Regions from separate parts of the Mus musculus genome. Here region 2 is linked to region 1. The links are chromatin loops, found by intact Hi-C in ENCODE. Cell type or tissue: left cerebral cortex. All regions are shown on one strand.

What was found. Hi-C counts contacts between places; a loop is a spot of excess contacts. Peaks named below come from ENCODE experiments on the same cell type or tissue, not always from the same donor. Only the 100,000 strongest peaks of a DNase experiment are listed, where the experiment ranks them.
Region 2: it touches region 1 in a loop (2.7-fold over the local background); 3 of 42 quality-filtered maps call a loop at or near these places.

Annotation. Positions count from the first base shown.
Region 1 is chr15:68,646,718-68,654,717 of GRCm38, reverse strand. No RefSeq gene overlaps it. Among named protein-coding and RNA genes, the nearest start is that of Gm25987, 21 kb to the left of the region's middle. In left cerebral cortex, no CTCF peak of the experiment used is centred here; a DNase peak (open chromatin) is centred at 4,094.
Region 2 is chr15:68,791,712-68,799,711 of GRCm38, reverse strand. No RefSeq gene overlaps it. Among named protein-coding and RNA genes, the nearest start is that of Gm49415, 40 kb to the right of the region's middle. In left cerebral cortex, a CTCF peak has its summit at 4,404; DNase peaks (open chromatin) are centred at 3,962 and 4,279; H3K27ac peaks cover 1,834 bases.

The DNA of each region.
Region 1 (8,000 bases):
TTCTAACCTCTAACCTCTATTGTAAGGACCTTCCAAGCTATTGACTTGTGTCCGTTTCCATTGACACACCTCGCATCCAAGGCCTAGCTTGTCACAGACTAGGAAGGTCACCTTCTATGCTTTCTCCCTGCTTCTGCTCTTATCTTCTTGAAATCAGTCCAGAAACAACAAGCAGTCTGATTAAATAAAAATTAAAGCATGTCACTCCTCTTCCCAAGCTCCTACAGTGATGGATAACAGGCTTCTTCTTTGTCCAAACCCCGGGCTGCTCTGTGCTTCCACACTGAGTACATCTTGACTTTGCCCCACTACTCTGACCTTGTACTGACAACTCTAGTTTCACCCAGTAAAAAAAAAGTCTCCTTTAAAAAAAATAAAAACCTTAATGTATTTAATGTATTTAAGTTGACATATTAATAATAACTTCAAGTATATTTTCTAAAATTGTCCTGAAGTTCAAAATAGAGTTTCTCAAGCTCACTGACAATCAAAAAAAGTTACAGTTGACCATTGGGAAACCAAACCAATTGGCTTAAACTGGTACCAAACCATCTCAACGTGGAAGTTAGGAGTTTTCACATGATGCCTCAGCTGTCTCTCATTTTGTTACTTTTTAGGTAAATTGTTAAAGGCATCATCCACAGCTTCCCATACAGAATTAACTGAAGTTAATCTGACATTTGCTCTAGATCTTCCCTTCAATCAGAGACAGACTATTACAGCTGAAGCTCCAGTCTTGGGGTCCTTTCCCTTGTATCCCTTTTACTTCCTCGACGTAAGACTCTCAACTTTTCATATGTGAAGGTATTGCTTCTTCCATATATTGTTATCTAAACACTTGACCTTTTTATTAGTAAACACTGTAACAAGCAGCTGAGAAAGAATCCTCTTACACTTAGATTTCAATCTCAGAGCAATTTTCAATCCACTGTCTGCCTGTCTTGGTGTTTGTTCTGTTGCTGTGATAATAAACTCTAACAAAAGTAATTGAGGGAAGAAGTGGTTTATTCTAGCTCTCATGACCATGTTAAAGTCTAAATTCGTTACTTTTCCACTGCTGTGATAAAACACTCTGACCTGAAGCAACTTAAAGAAGGAATGGTTTGTTTGGGCCATGATTCCCCAGGGGATCAAGTCCATCATAGAAAGGATAGCATGGAATGGGGGCAAGATCTGGAAGCTGACTGATGACACTTTTTTTTTTAATCTGTACATAGGAAGCAGAGAGAGAGGAAACAGAAACCGGAGCAAAGCTATATAATCCTCCAAACCCACCTCCAGTGACATACTTTCTCCAGCAAGCCGGTATCTCTTAAAGTTTCTATGAGCTCTCCAAACAACAACAACAACGAGGGACAAATGTTCAAATATATGAGCCTAGCTGAGGCATTTTTCATTCAATCTACTACACCATTCATCACTAGGAAAATACTGGCAATCAGGAGCCTGGCATAGATGGCTATAATGCATCCATACAGAGTCAAGAAGCAGATAGAAATAGTTAATGCACGCATGCCTATACTCAGCTAAATTTCTCTGTTCTTATCCAGTTCAATATCCCCTGCTTAGGGAGTGGTGCCACTCACATGAGCTGGTATTCCCAGCTCAATATAATATAACCATGATAATATATATAGATAATATATAGATAGATAATATCAAGATTAATATAATCAAGATACACCCCCATATGATAACATGACCTAGACAGTCCCTTATGGAGACACTCTTTCCAGGTGATTTGAGATTTTGTCAAGTTGCCAATTAAAACGAGCGACCACCTTCCCCAATTATTGGCTCTATCCTACATGACGCACAGAAACATAAATCACTAATCCTGCTTTCCTCTATTGTAGAAATTTAAATGTTATCTGTCTTACTATTTTTTAACAAGTGTCAGAATAAATTTTACACTTCATATTATGCTTTTTATAAATACCTGAATTTATTAGCCCAAATTACACTCACCTTGTTCTCCCTTTCTCCCATAAGTGCAACCACACTGTTCATCCTCTGGGTTGCTTTCATTCCTTGGATTCTTCTAACCTTTTTACCTTTGTGTGTTTGTGCCTTTGTGCTAGCTCTTCCCATGGCCGGGACCTTCTCTCTTATGGCTTTCACTGGATTGATGGTCTCCTTCCTCCTGTTGGTTAGGGATCACCTTAAGTTACATGGATGAAAAGTTGTTCTCTGATCTCCACCCCTTCTTCTGCTATTCTAGCTTACCCTTTCTAGCCTGGTGATGAGATACCATGACTTCATTGATAAACAAAAGGCTTATTGTGTTTCCCAGTTTCAGGATGTGAGTCTATGGCCTTCATGATGGGGGGAGCATGGCAGCCGGCAGGAACAACACTGGAACTGAGAGTTTATATCTTTATCTGCAAGTAGGAGGCAAAGACATAAATAAGAATGGGGTGGGCTTTCAAAACCCTAAATCCTATTCCCAATGACACATCTCCAAGAAGGTCACATGAACAAATCCTTCCCAAACAGTTTTACCAACTGGGGACCAAGCAATCAAATATATGGGCTAATAGGGGATGACATTCACAGTCAAGTCATTACACATTCCATTACTGTATTGTGTACACCCAAATCAGGACCACCTAAGCCTCTATATCAAATCCTACTTGGCTTGGTTTTGTAAACAAAGTTTTATGATAATTCAGTCACTCCTATTTACTCTACAGTTGCCTTCCTGATCTATCTGTGAGATGAGCCATAGTATCAGAGACCTTGAAGTCTCCAAAATCAAAAATATTTCTTCTCTGGCCCTTCACGGAAGCACAGCATCTGTATCACTAGACATTGTTCTGGCCCCCTTTTGCTAGGAATTAAGCTCCATAGAAACAGAAGCTGTCTCTTATTCTCTTAGTTCATCTGTGCTGCTCTAACCAACTACTATAGACTACAGGAAATATGTGGAAGAGATCTTTATTCCTCACAGTTCTGAAGACTAGAAGTACAAAGTCAAGTCCCTGACATTTGCTGAGAATTGCCCAAAATATACAAGATAGCCTCCTCCAGGGGGAGTGAACCAGTATCCTCCTTGACAGGAGGCAGAATAAAAGACTCCTGTTAAAGTTTTTTATAAAGAAACAGCATTAGTATATTCATGAAGGCAGATCCATAGAATGTTCCACCCTCCAATACTATTATTACATTAAGGACTGTTTCTAATACATGAATTGGGGCAGGTGAGACCATAGAACTCTGTTGATGTTTGTTTATTTATTTATCTGGTTGGTTGGTTTTGAGGGTTTTGCTTTTGCTTTTGGTTTTATTTTTTGAGACAGGGTTTCCTCTGTGTAGCTGTGGATGTCCTGGAATTCTCTCTCTGTAGACCAGGCCGGCCTCAAACTCAGAGTCTCATCTGTCTCTGTCTCCTGAGTGCTGGGATTAAAGACATGCACCACTACCACTTGGCTCCTATAAGATCATTCCTAAAAGAGCCTGGTACAACAGATATGCCCCTTCAAATATTCATACCAGGAGAATATAAAGTACTTTGAGGAAACCCTCTTTTAGACCTTTGATTATGTTTCACTGTGGGGAAGTCACAGCAGCCGGACATTGACATAGTTGATCATATTGCATACATACATACTCAAGAAGCAGAAAGTAATTAATGCATTCATGCATATCTGCACTCAACTTACTCTCTCACCCTCATACAAAATGTCTAAGGAATGGGGCCATCCATAATAAGCAAGACTTCCCATCTCAATTGACATAAAAAGACAATTCCTCATAGACATGCCCAAAGACTAGGATAATCTGGATTGTAGACAAAGTGACTATAGTCCATTGCAACTCCCAGACAGGAGTCTTTATCACTCCTTGACATGTGCCTCTGTCGTGTGACTGCAGCTCCTCCCACAAAAGACAGCAAAGCCTCTTCACCAACCCTTTACTTGATTTAGCTACAAGACAACCTCTGACAAATAGATAAAATATAAGCAAGTATGTGCCTGCTTCTTGTCTAAGGTCACGAGTTTCCATCATAACCACACAGGGCACATCAGAGAAGCCCTCTGTTTCTGGATAATAAAAGACTCCTGGAGCAGAACCAACCACATCAGCCAATCCCAGTGCATTCAGCTGACTCATGGCTAACACATAGATGAGGGAGCTAAATAAATGTTTCTTGTTGAATGCCACTGAGTTTTAAGTTGGTATATTATGGCTCAGTTGTAGCAGTTGGATACATGAGGTGTTGAACTTGGACAGCTGACACACATCTGTCTAAGAATAAACTCCATCCTCTCATAAATGGAGATGATAGTAATTACTGCTCTCAATGCTGCATCACAGCAGGTGTGAAAGCCACTTTGGAGAATGATGGCACACCAAGCATACACACACACACACACACACACACACACACACACACACACGCACACGTGAGCTGCAGCTTGTTATTCATTAGAGGATGCCACCAGTGCTTCTGTGGGAGAGAGTGAAATTGATTCTCATCAGAGAATGGGCTGGGGGGCTGGGCAGGCCCATCCATCAGTGGCTGAGACAGTTAATGAATTTGTGGCTTTGCCCTAAGCCACAGCCTGTCTGAGGTCACTCATTCCATAGAAAGTGAGTGAGATAGGTCTCAGGAACTAGCCCAGGACAATTCACAGCGAGAAATAGTGAAATGAACAGCATGGATTGGGAATAAAGACCACAGCATGGCAAGGCAGGGGCTTTTCAGAGACACTGACTTGCTTGCCATTGCATCACTTAGCTGAACTAAGTAAGAGGTGAATGAGAGAGGCTTCAGCATTTGATAAATTAATCAGCGAGGGCTGCGGCAAACTGCCCACTTAAATTGATAATTAGACGTTCTGAAAAGGCAAGGAGAAGGCTTTCATACGTGTTGACTCTGCAGCTTTTTACTCTCTCTTTTTTTTTAATCCTAGGAGTATTTTCTTTATTTGATAAAAGAAGACTGTTCAGATGTCAGAAAGTGGAGAAGATAACATCTTCACGGGGGAATCAGAGGCAGTTGTTGCCAGCTGGGGCACTGGATAGAAATATAAGACAGGAGTGTTTGTTCCAGAGATCCAAAGATCAACAAACTAACACGCATGTGTGCCACAGTCCCAGAGCATTGGGAGACTTTAGCCCAGAATATCATCTGAAAGGATAATTTCCAATTAGCCATCTTGACCAATTGAGATTTGGACCTTTGGAAGGCAGCTGATGGCTAGAGAGGGCTGCTTGACAGCAAGGCTTTTATTAGAATTTGTGATTCCATGGCAGACTTTCCTGTCCTCTCACCCTCCTGCCAGTGCTGCTCTGAAGAGCTTTCCGGTACCTTTTGTAGTTCCCTGAGGAACCTTAATGGAATAGTTAATATTATCAACTTAATAGGATTTAGAATTGCCTAAAAGACAAACCGATGGGTGTGTCTATGAAAGAGTTTCTAGATTAGGTTAGCTGGGATAAGAAGACAAATCCTAACTACAGGAAGTGAGCTATTCTATACGCTGGGTTCTAGACTAATAAATTTATTTTTATTTTTTTATTTTTTTATTTTTAGAAAGGAGAAGGTAGCTGGGTCATGGTACTGCACACCTTTAATCCCAGCACTCAGAAGGTAGAGGCAGACAAATGTCACAGTTCAAGACTAGCCTGGTCTACAGAATGAGTTCCAGGTTAGCCAGGGCTATACAGAGAAACCCTGTCTTGAAAAAAACAAAAATTCAAAACCAAAACAAAGAAAAAAAGAGAGAGAAGGTAGACTAAGTACTAGCACTCCTCTGTGGAGGTGGACTAAGTACCAGCATTCCTCTGTTTCTGCTTCCTGACTGAGGGTACAATGTGACAGATGCCTCCCACTCCTGCCTCTGTAACTTCTACTCCATGGAGGACTCTATTCCCTTAAACTGTAAGGCAAAATAAACCCCACTTCTTGTCAGGCATTTTGGTCACAACAGTAAGAAAGGCAAGTAATATAGTTCTAGGCCCTCCACAAAGAAAAGGCAGTTTTCCTTTTACATGTAAGGGGGTTAAAAAGAGAAAGCCATGGCCTACTAGGCAAACTGCAGCCTGGAAATCTTTGCTGGTCCCTTGGTCCTATCTAGAGCCAGACTGAAGCCACCACTTAGCATGGCCCCTGGCAGTGTTACAGGACAGCCCGAGTCAAGGAGAAGTGCAGCTTTCCTGCTTTCAACTGAGCTCCCAGGCCAGCCATTAAATATGGCAGGCTTAGCATTTCTCACTTCAAACAAGGCTGGAAGGTCCCCCGAGTCTCTGCCCACCCCCTCCTGCCCCCCTTCACTCTCTCTGTTCAGCTGCTGAATGAGACAAGGTCAGCAATTTCTAGCCTTTTGACAGAGCCTTATTTACCTGGCAGAAAATTTAAATGGAATTAGGAGAAGCAGGGGGGCAGCAATGTCATGCAGACAGGTGGAGAGGGCTTGCTTAGTTTTGGCTCATGATTCAGAAGAGACTGCACATCATGATGGTTAGGGAATGGCAGGCAGCTAGAGTATCTTGGATATCCTGCAAACGTGGTAAATCTCTCCAGCCAGAGCAGGAAGCAGAGAGCTTGGGGAGGAGGAACCAGAAAGCACTTTCAAGCCCTATCCTCAGTGACCTAAGTCTTCTAGCTAGATGCTATCTCTGAAAGGTTTCACAGCTTCTCATATCAGCACCACCATCTGGGGACCAAGCAAAGCACATGAGTCTGTAAAGCAAGTGGGCCATTTTAAACTCAAACCATAATGGACAGGAAAATGCCAAAAACATCCTTATAAACACTGGGAACTGTTTTTAGTGTTTATTTTTAACAACAAAATGGGAGAAAACCCTGGCTGGAGAGAAGGCTTAATAGGTAAAGTGTTTGTCATGTAAAATGGAGGACCTGTGTTCAGTCCCCAGCAACCATGTAAAAAGAAACAGTTGATTCCTACCTACTGTCATAGGACTGTAATTCCAGTGCCATGGGAAAAAGGCAGATCTCTGAAGATTCCTAAAGCCCATTGGTCAGGAATATAACTGAATCTGCAAACACCAAGGTCAGTAAGATACCCTGTCTAGAGAGCAAGCTGGAGAAAAATTGGAAATAATAACTCAACATTGACTTTTGGCCCCCGTGTTCATAGACCAACACAGAGATACACCATATCACACCATAACATTCCACAACCACACCACATACACAAAAGGAGAGACTTCCAGAGCAATACAATGTGTTATGTAGTATAATGACAAAATTTATTTTAAAGTATAAAATTGAGGAATACATTTAATCCAGTGGCCTGGTGATGAAGTTTTTAAAGTTCATTAAGGAAGTCTGCTTTTGTTAATGTTATCAAGCTATCTTCGAAAATATTCATAAGCAACCTGTGGAGAAGCCTAATTGGAGGTTTTTCATGAAAATGAAGCCTAAACTAGAAGTTCCCATCTGGGACCTTGGGTTTGCCCCTCACCCTGGCCTTCCAACTCAAAGAAAGCCTCCTTCATCACACACACACACACACACACACACACACACACACACACACACACACACACCACTCCGTCTGTGGCTTATGCTTTACCCAGCTCCATGCCTGTCTTAGGAGCCCATCGTTGCTTTAATATTAAACACAGCAAGCCCAGATACAAGTTGTTCCCCTTTCACAAAATCAAATTAAACTTTCATGAAGGCTCATGAGTTCCTCTGTGTGGTTTTCCCTTCAGCTTCCCCACAAGCCAATAAAGTCTCAATTAGATTAACCCCTTCCTCGCTCTGGGTGGGCATACTCATCTGAGAGGTGGGGGATGCCAGTAAACATGGCCCCTGTCAGCTCTCAGCAAACAACTAGCTGGAGGAAATATTTGCAAATCTAGTGTTCATTGCCTCCTCTGGGAGCATCTTCCTTAACAATCTCCCTGGTGCTAAGAGCCCTAACTCCTTTCAATTGCCTTCCTCTGACCAAACCGACCTCCTTTCTCACAGAACTGTCTTTGGGGAACAAATTAGGTTGTTAGAGATTCTAAACATATGCTCTAAA
Region 2 (8,000 bases), 140 kb before region 1:
TACATGAAATCGCATCTACCTTCCAGTAGCACTCGTAGAAGTGATATTGTGCCTAACAGCATTGGGTGTGCTGGCCAACTCAGTCAGTACTGGACAACTACGAATACTTTACTATTACAGTGAATATAAGGCTTTAGAATAAGCTGGACTTGGGTTCAAATCTTTATTGTTTTTATTAATGTTGTTTCAAGATGTGCAATGCATTCAGGTCTGTTAAACTTCAGTTTTCCTGTCCTGACATGGAAGTAAATATTTCTTTCTCTAGTTGCTTTTGTGTTAACTGGTCTCAGAAAATGATCAGTATTCAGTGTTTTTTTTTTATTTATTTTTTTTTTGCATTATTCTGATGAGAAGCCAAGCCAAGTGCTCTGCTGTCTTACGGGCATATGTCTTATGAGCACCTGAACCACAATCATTCACTTACATAAGACAGCCTTGCTTTAGCCAGACATAATTTATCCGGAACCGTGTCTTTAAAAGCTTCTTCTCTGTTTATTTGTATTTTAGAAGATTGCATGATAAAGTATAGTGGGGAGCTTAGACCAGAAAATAAAAAGATGTTTCCCAAAAGAGAAGCAACATTTTATGTGTTTAGAAACTCATTCAGGACAAGTCACCGACAACACTGTGGTGGGATAAACCATGAGACCCCTTTCCTTTCAGCCTGTATATTTTGAAGCTTTCTGACTTTGTCCCCTAAGAAATGAAGCTATTTTCGGATAGGAATGACGTACCAAAAGATATCTTACCACACACATGAACTCTATGAGGCTCAGAGAAGAAAGCTTTCAGCAGCAGGGGTAGATAATAAGCAGCACCAGAGTAAGAAGCATTGGTATATGTGCACAAGAGCATCTATACACAGGAACTGCATTCAGGCTAAGCTATGTAATCAGATTCAGACTCTGGCCTTAATAAGCCCTGGTACTTAAATGTAGTTACAGGGTAGACTCTGACAGGAGAGACTGCCCGCATGACCAAGGTCTATCTTTCAGCACAAAGGAAAGCTCCCAATGGACCACAGAATGTGGTTCTATTACAGTAATGGAGAGTGTTTAGGAGGCAACAAAGAAGACAGTAACTCTCTTCAGTGATTGATGGGGAGGGAGAGATATTTTCTTTAGTAGTGTAGCCATGGTAATGTACGTGTGCTTCTTTTTTAAAATTATTAGATGTTTTCTTTATTTACATTTACCTGTGCTTTTTACATGAACATGGATACGGATTGTTTCCAGGATAGCATGTTAGCCTATGTCCAATCCAATTTGAAATTCTGATCTTTTAAAAAAATATCCTCTTGTTTCTCAATGTTGCTATTTCCTTCCAATAGTTTAATATATATATATATATATACTCTTTAATCACATTCATATACTTGTAAAAAATACATACCATTTTGAATACATGAATTTTAAAAATATAAATAATATTGTCCTGAAATCCATGTTCTCTTTTTATTTTACTCTTTTTCTATTCCAGTTTTCAGCAACCATACTATTTTAAGCTTATTAAGTTCAATGCCTTTTCCCATTGCATATAATTTAAAAGTGTGTAAGTACTGTATTATATGAATCCATTTCCTTAGTAATAGGCATTTGGTTTGGCTTCAGCTTCCCATTAGCACAAAATTGCTGATCGGTCATGTGGAAAAGGCATGTTGAATTTTGATAAATATTTCAATAGTTTTAAATCATGATTAAATTTTAAAAACAAAAATCTGTTTCTTTCTACCAGCAACAACCAAACCTCAAATTCAATATATGCATGAAATGGGGAAGGCTTATGGGTTGAGTCCAGTGGGAAATCCTGTTTAGTGGGGGAACCTTAACTCATCTATTGTTATAACCCTCATCTTCACAGCTGATACCTTTTGCTGAACTTGGCTGTAGAACTAATCTCTGGAGGAATATCCAGTTCCAACCAGTCCTCTTCTGAGGAGAGCTGTTCTTCTCCATTTATGACAGACATTGTGTGTTCCATTGCCTCAGAGCTTCAAATACTGGAAAAGCTAAGCAAGTCCTTACTCCTTTATCCTATAAACATTTATTCAATAACTAGCACATGTCAGACACTTCTCCAGTGCTGGGGATGCCAGATGAATAGGCACGGTACTTCCTGGTATAATCTGACATATGTGTAAACAAAAAGCTACAAGAGTAGACATGTTGACAGACAGAGTGGTACACGATGAATCACAAAAGAGGCATCAGTTAGGAAGGGAAGTACAAGCACCCTTTTCTCCCCATGAGATTCAGACCTTTTGGGAGAGCACATCTATGTTTTTCTTGTCCATCATTGTACCTGATACAGATGTTGATACACAGTATAGTATATGTTATCCCTAATGGATACATGAAATGAACTCTTGAAGACAATGATGTATTTACACATCAGGAGGCCATTTCAACCTAAAAAATGGGAATCTGAGGGGGGTGGGGCTTCCAGATTTCCTGAGGTTTAAAGCTGGGAAGACTGCAAAGGAACATAACATGTGCTATTTTAAGGTGGGCAGATTTTAACCTTTGGACAATAGTGCCTATGAAAACAAAATTTAACCCAGGAAGGGAAATGATCAAATCTGCATTTTAGAAGTAAGCATGGAGAAGGAATGATGTGTCTATAGGAGGAAACGCAACAAAATGATGTAGGAAGACAACTTATGGTGTCTTGTAATTGTGGCATCATCAAAAAAAAGTTAGAAACGGTGTGAATCATTGGCTAGACTTTGAGTGTAAGTAGCCAGGGGTCTCTTGGTTCTTGAACACAGTAGAAGGTGTCTACTTGTGACTGTGAACAGAACAATGGGGCAAAGATAAAGCTTGTCTTCTCATGGAAGTTCTTACCTAGTCCAGCTTTGTCACTAAATAGCAGATGTCAACGAAGGCCTGTGACAGAAACACCAGGAGCTTAAGTCCAATGACCAGATATCCAGTGGAGGTTCTCTATAAGTCATCTTCCAGTAGGAGGCAGGAGATGGGGACACTGTCCTGAAGGAGTGAGAGAAAGGGAAGTGAGGCTCTGTCTCCATTTTCACAGTAACAAACAGCACATTTCATTCAGAAGTTAATGAGTCCACCACGCCAAGAGCATGTGTTTACAAAAGAGCTAGCAAAATCTGGAGCTTTGCGACTTCACAGGGCGGGTCCTAAGGATCTTCCTTAAAAGCAGGCAAAGGCACTTGGGCTCTGTTCTAGAGGCAGGAGCTGCCATGGGATGAAGAGAGAAGTCATGTGACCAGATTTGCTTCCTGTGAAAAGATACTTTTGTTACTGTATTCATAGGAGCTGATAATCAATTTTCCATGGAGAAAAGGAGATGAAAATTAAACATGAGGACTGTTTTGAGCAGAAGTAACTGGAGGATGGCTCCAGTGTCCTCCTTTAAAGAGGCATAGAGAAGATGTCAAAGTCTATTGAGCCATGTCCCCCTTCCTTTTTTCCTCCTCCTTCCTTCCCTGCCTCCCTCCCTCCCTCCCTCCCTCCCTCCCTCCCTCCCTCCCTCCCCTCTCTCTCTCTTTCTCTCTCTGTGTCATGAGAGAGAGAGAGAGAGAGAGAGAGAGTGTGTGTGTGTGTGTGTGTGTGTGTAATGAGTGTCACAATATCTAGTTGAAGTAATTTTGAATGTAAGATGGCCTGAATCAGGAACTGTGAGCTCTTGGGATAATGTCATAGCTGGACCAATGAAAATGGATAGAACCAGCTAATCTAAATGAACCAATAATTTAGGAAAGATGGGCTGGTTTTACCGCTAAGCCCAGAGAGGATTCTAGTCTTCTTGGCCTTGAGCTTGCTCTCAGTTGCATGTTCTGGTCCTTTCTTATGGAGAATGGTAATTTTCCTTTCCTAAATATTGGTGCCAATATGGGGGAAGGAAGAGATGTGTGAACAGAGGATGTAACTTGGTGGGAAATTTGTATTTTTTCACAATGTTCTAGGAGACGAGATAGAGAGATTACATCATTTTCTAAGACATAACAGTAATTCCTGCCAGATCCAAGCCTGTAAGCAAGCCCAGATGCTCCAGTGGAGTACTGTCCAGATCAGTGCTTTCTGCCATGCCCCCTTCCATTGATTTAGGGTTGATGGTGGGAAATGCAGGGGGAAATGGTTCAAAGGATACTCATAGGTAAATAGCATGACTAAGGTTCTGGGAAGAAAGTGCTAGAGAAAGTTTGCATCTTGGCTCTACTTCTTGCTTTTTTAGTATGACTCAGTTTTGATGAGAAATAAAGCGTTTTGGCTGATCCTCAAGAACAGAGCCTGTTGTTGATATGGATTAGGGACTACATGCTCTTCTTTGCTCCAAAGCCCCGCTGTCCTCTCTTCCAGCATCCTTATGTGCTGCTCAGGAAGGAACAGCAAACCCAGCATGGGTGTGTCCGCTCTGTCCTGTGTCTGCAACAGCAGAGCCACCTGCAGGGGGCCAGATCTGCCAGCCTGTCACCAGGAAGAGAAAACCTCTTCACAAAGAGTGAATGTGTACGTCTTTCTACTCAGAAGTTCTTGCTTCATTAACTGAGCTTTTGGGGGGTTTATGATGAATGTGGCCACACCTGAAGTCAGAGGTGTGGTTTCTTATTCTCCAAATTGTGTCACAGTTGAATATCTGCTCACAACAGCATACAGAGGCCAGAATCAAGAAGAAATTTCACGTTGTAACTTTCATGCTTAGATTTTGAAAATTCTGTTACCCCCCCCCTCACAAATTCCATTGCAACAGGCATCAGATGTGGCTTGGCATCAAGGTTTTATGACTCTTCAAACCCTGGTTAAAAAGGTGTTTCTCAAACTTTAATTTGCACTGGAGTCAGCTGGGCAGCATATAAAAATAATGCTTCCAATTTGGTGGGCCTAGGGCTAGCCTGGGATTATTAATTTTTACAAGCTTCTGTATGATGCTGATGTGGCTGATCTGAAGACATGCCAAGCAGTGAGACTCTAGACTACTGCCAAATCTTTGCCTGCTCAGAGAATGAGTTCAAGTCTCAGTTACAAAGCCCCTTGGTCCTCAAAGACCTTATTGACATCTTACAGCATTCTCCTGACCTCTACAAAAAGGTCCCTACCCTTTTCCTGCCACTCTCAGGCTCTTGAAGTCTCTATGTGTTTCCTCTTTCTTTGGAAGCCCTTGTGGTGTGCACAGAATAATTTGGGGAAGAAAGGAGTCTGGCTTAGCTGTTCCACTTCTGCTTTATATTTCTTCATTGTTATTATGGATATTTTACTGTACCTGTCTTTCTTCAATAGAGTATAAACTCCAAAAGAAAAGGCTTTAAATAAGTGTGTGTGTGTGTGTGTGTGTGTGTGTGTGTGTGTGTGTGAATGTGTGTGTATAGTAACTTGGTATACAACAGATGATTAAATATTTGTTGAATGAATATAAGAACAAGTGTTAGATAAGGCACTACACTCATATGTGGCAATGTCCAATCACAGATGGCAAGGTACTTGTCATTCATTGGGATGGACAGATGGGCAGTGGGATGGAAGGAGGAATTCAATTGGAAGACAGAGTACAACAGAAATAGGAGACAAATTAGAATGAAACATTCTAGGCAACTCAGTAGAGTCAATACTAGCTACCTCTTAACAGAGTATGATAGAAGCTCACTGCTGTCCCATTCATTTAGCGTATCCTCTTTTCTATTATCAGACCTTTTCTCCTCCTTTCTCCTTCTCCTCTCTATACTTCCCATTCATCATCCTTTTCCTGTCATTGTCACCAGTACCACCACCATAACCCTCATCACCACTGCCACCACCACTACCACCACCATCATCATCACCATCACTACCACCATCATCATCTGAAGTGCTGGAGTTCACACCCAGGGCCTCATAAGTACTAGATAAGTGCTCCATCACTGCCAGCATTCATTGGCAGTTCTTCATTGAAATTGATGGAGCTTTCTAGAGACCATCACTGCCTTGTCTGTGGACACCAGCTACAGACTACCTGAATATTTGGCACTATTGACCATATCTAACTATCCATTGTAATGGTATTATTTAATTACACTGAGCATTAGCTACTTAGGAAATGAATTTGTGAACGTCCCTTTAATTTTAGTCATTTTTTTTCCAATCTTGAAGTTGCCAACAACTGTTTTGAACTGTTTCCTCTAGAAAGAACAAGCAGTTTGGCTCAGCATTATCTGATTCAAGCACTGTGATTAATCTTCTATCAGTTTGCGGATATGTGCAGATATCTGAGAGCTACAAATTATCCAAAAAATATCTCAGTTTGTTCTCTCAGTCAAGTAGAAAATTACAAGAACAAAGCCTTATAAATTGTTTTGACCTTTGATCTATGATGTCTGGGGAGATTTTCCATATGTCTAATGTCTATGTTATATACATATATACATACATACATACATACATACATACATGCACACACATAATATATATATTATACATATACATTCCTTGCTACTAGGAGTATTCGGAGATGCCATAGTAGCTGTGAAGGGCATCCAACCAACCACCTGAGTTATTCCTGTTGATTTCTACCACAAACAGTGAATTTCCTGGACAGTGGGTGAAAATAGGGTTATCGTAGGCAGATAGTGAACTCATGTACTAGCACAACATTCACAAATATGTGAATCTCAAGTGTCCTAGGAAAAGTGAGAGCCAGACTCAGAGATATTAATTTTCACTGATGTTTTATTATTCCGCAGTTGTGAATGCAAGATGATGAAATGGAAGAGAAAGAACAAGAAAGCAGAAAGTGTCTAAGCAAGGAAGAGCTAACCATGTTACCATTAATGGCTACAGCATCTTAGGGAGCTTCATGGAGGCTCTGCAGGTTGCTTAGAAGGGGGTCTAATCCACATGTGAGCTACTGTGGAATGATGGGATGTTTCAGGACACCCTACTGTGTAGCAGAATTTTGCAGAGAAATGATTGCAAAATCAGTTTTGTCTGTTTCTTTACTTCAAACTAAGTAAAAAAATCACTATCTTTACAATTTCCTCTTGATCCTCTGGCATCTTTACTACATACTCAAAATGCTAAGTCCTACTGTTTAGTGACATTTCTTTAATTTTAGGAAAGATGTCAGGAACCAGAACTTGATGGGTGCAGCTAATCAACCTGGCTCCGTGTTAATGGTCAATACAGGGATACAGATCACCTTCTTAGTTATTTGTCAACCGTGAAAGCCACAGTCATCTGAAAGGTATCCAAAGACAGTAGAAATAGCCCATGATATCATATGTAGTCGATATTCTGTATGGTAGGGAGCTTGGGTCATCTCAGCCCAACCCATTCATTTCACTAATAGGAAAACACCTGAGCCTTATAAATGTCATACCTGGCATAGAGAAGGGAGGATTAGTGCTTGTGAGTTTCTCAGCTTCTGCTCCAGTGACATGGTGGATGGTATCTATATATTTCAACAATATAGATATCTGTATTTCTTGGTAAAATGACTGGATGGTCAAGATCCTCTGCCTGGATAGGTGGTCCTGCATCAAGATTAAATTCTGACAGTTCACTTACTTCATTTACAGTTTTAGTCAATCAATTTGAGCCCAGATTTTCTCACCAATTAAGCAGGTATAAAAATAGTGCAAATTGTCTGGTTTTATTAAGAGACCTCTAAAACATTGATGCAGTATCGGATACACAGATATATAAAAGAACCTAAAGATAATTGTAGTTAGTAGTGGTTTAATACTTTTTCTCTAATTCAGTATAAATGCTCATTTCATTGCCCCTGTAATAATCTCAGTATCATATATCTACATTCTTATGCTCACTACATCCATTCACCTCTCCATCTATTTACCCTCCACCTATCAGTCTAGCCATCCATTTATCTACCCATTCATCCACATGTATATTTTTGTAAATAGTCAGTAGTCACACAAATATTTTTATTAAGCAGGAAAATATGCTAGAGTTTTTATTCATTTGTTACAGACAAACAGCAAATATATTATTAAAAATCCCTTTCATTGATGAGTGAAAAGTCTAAGTGTCAAGCTTATTCGG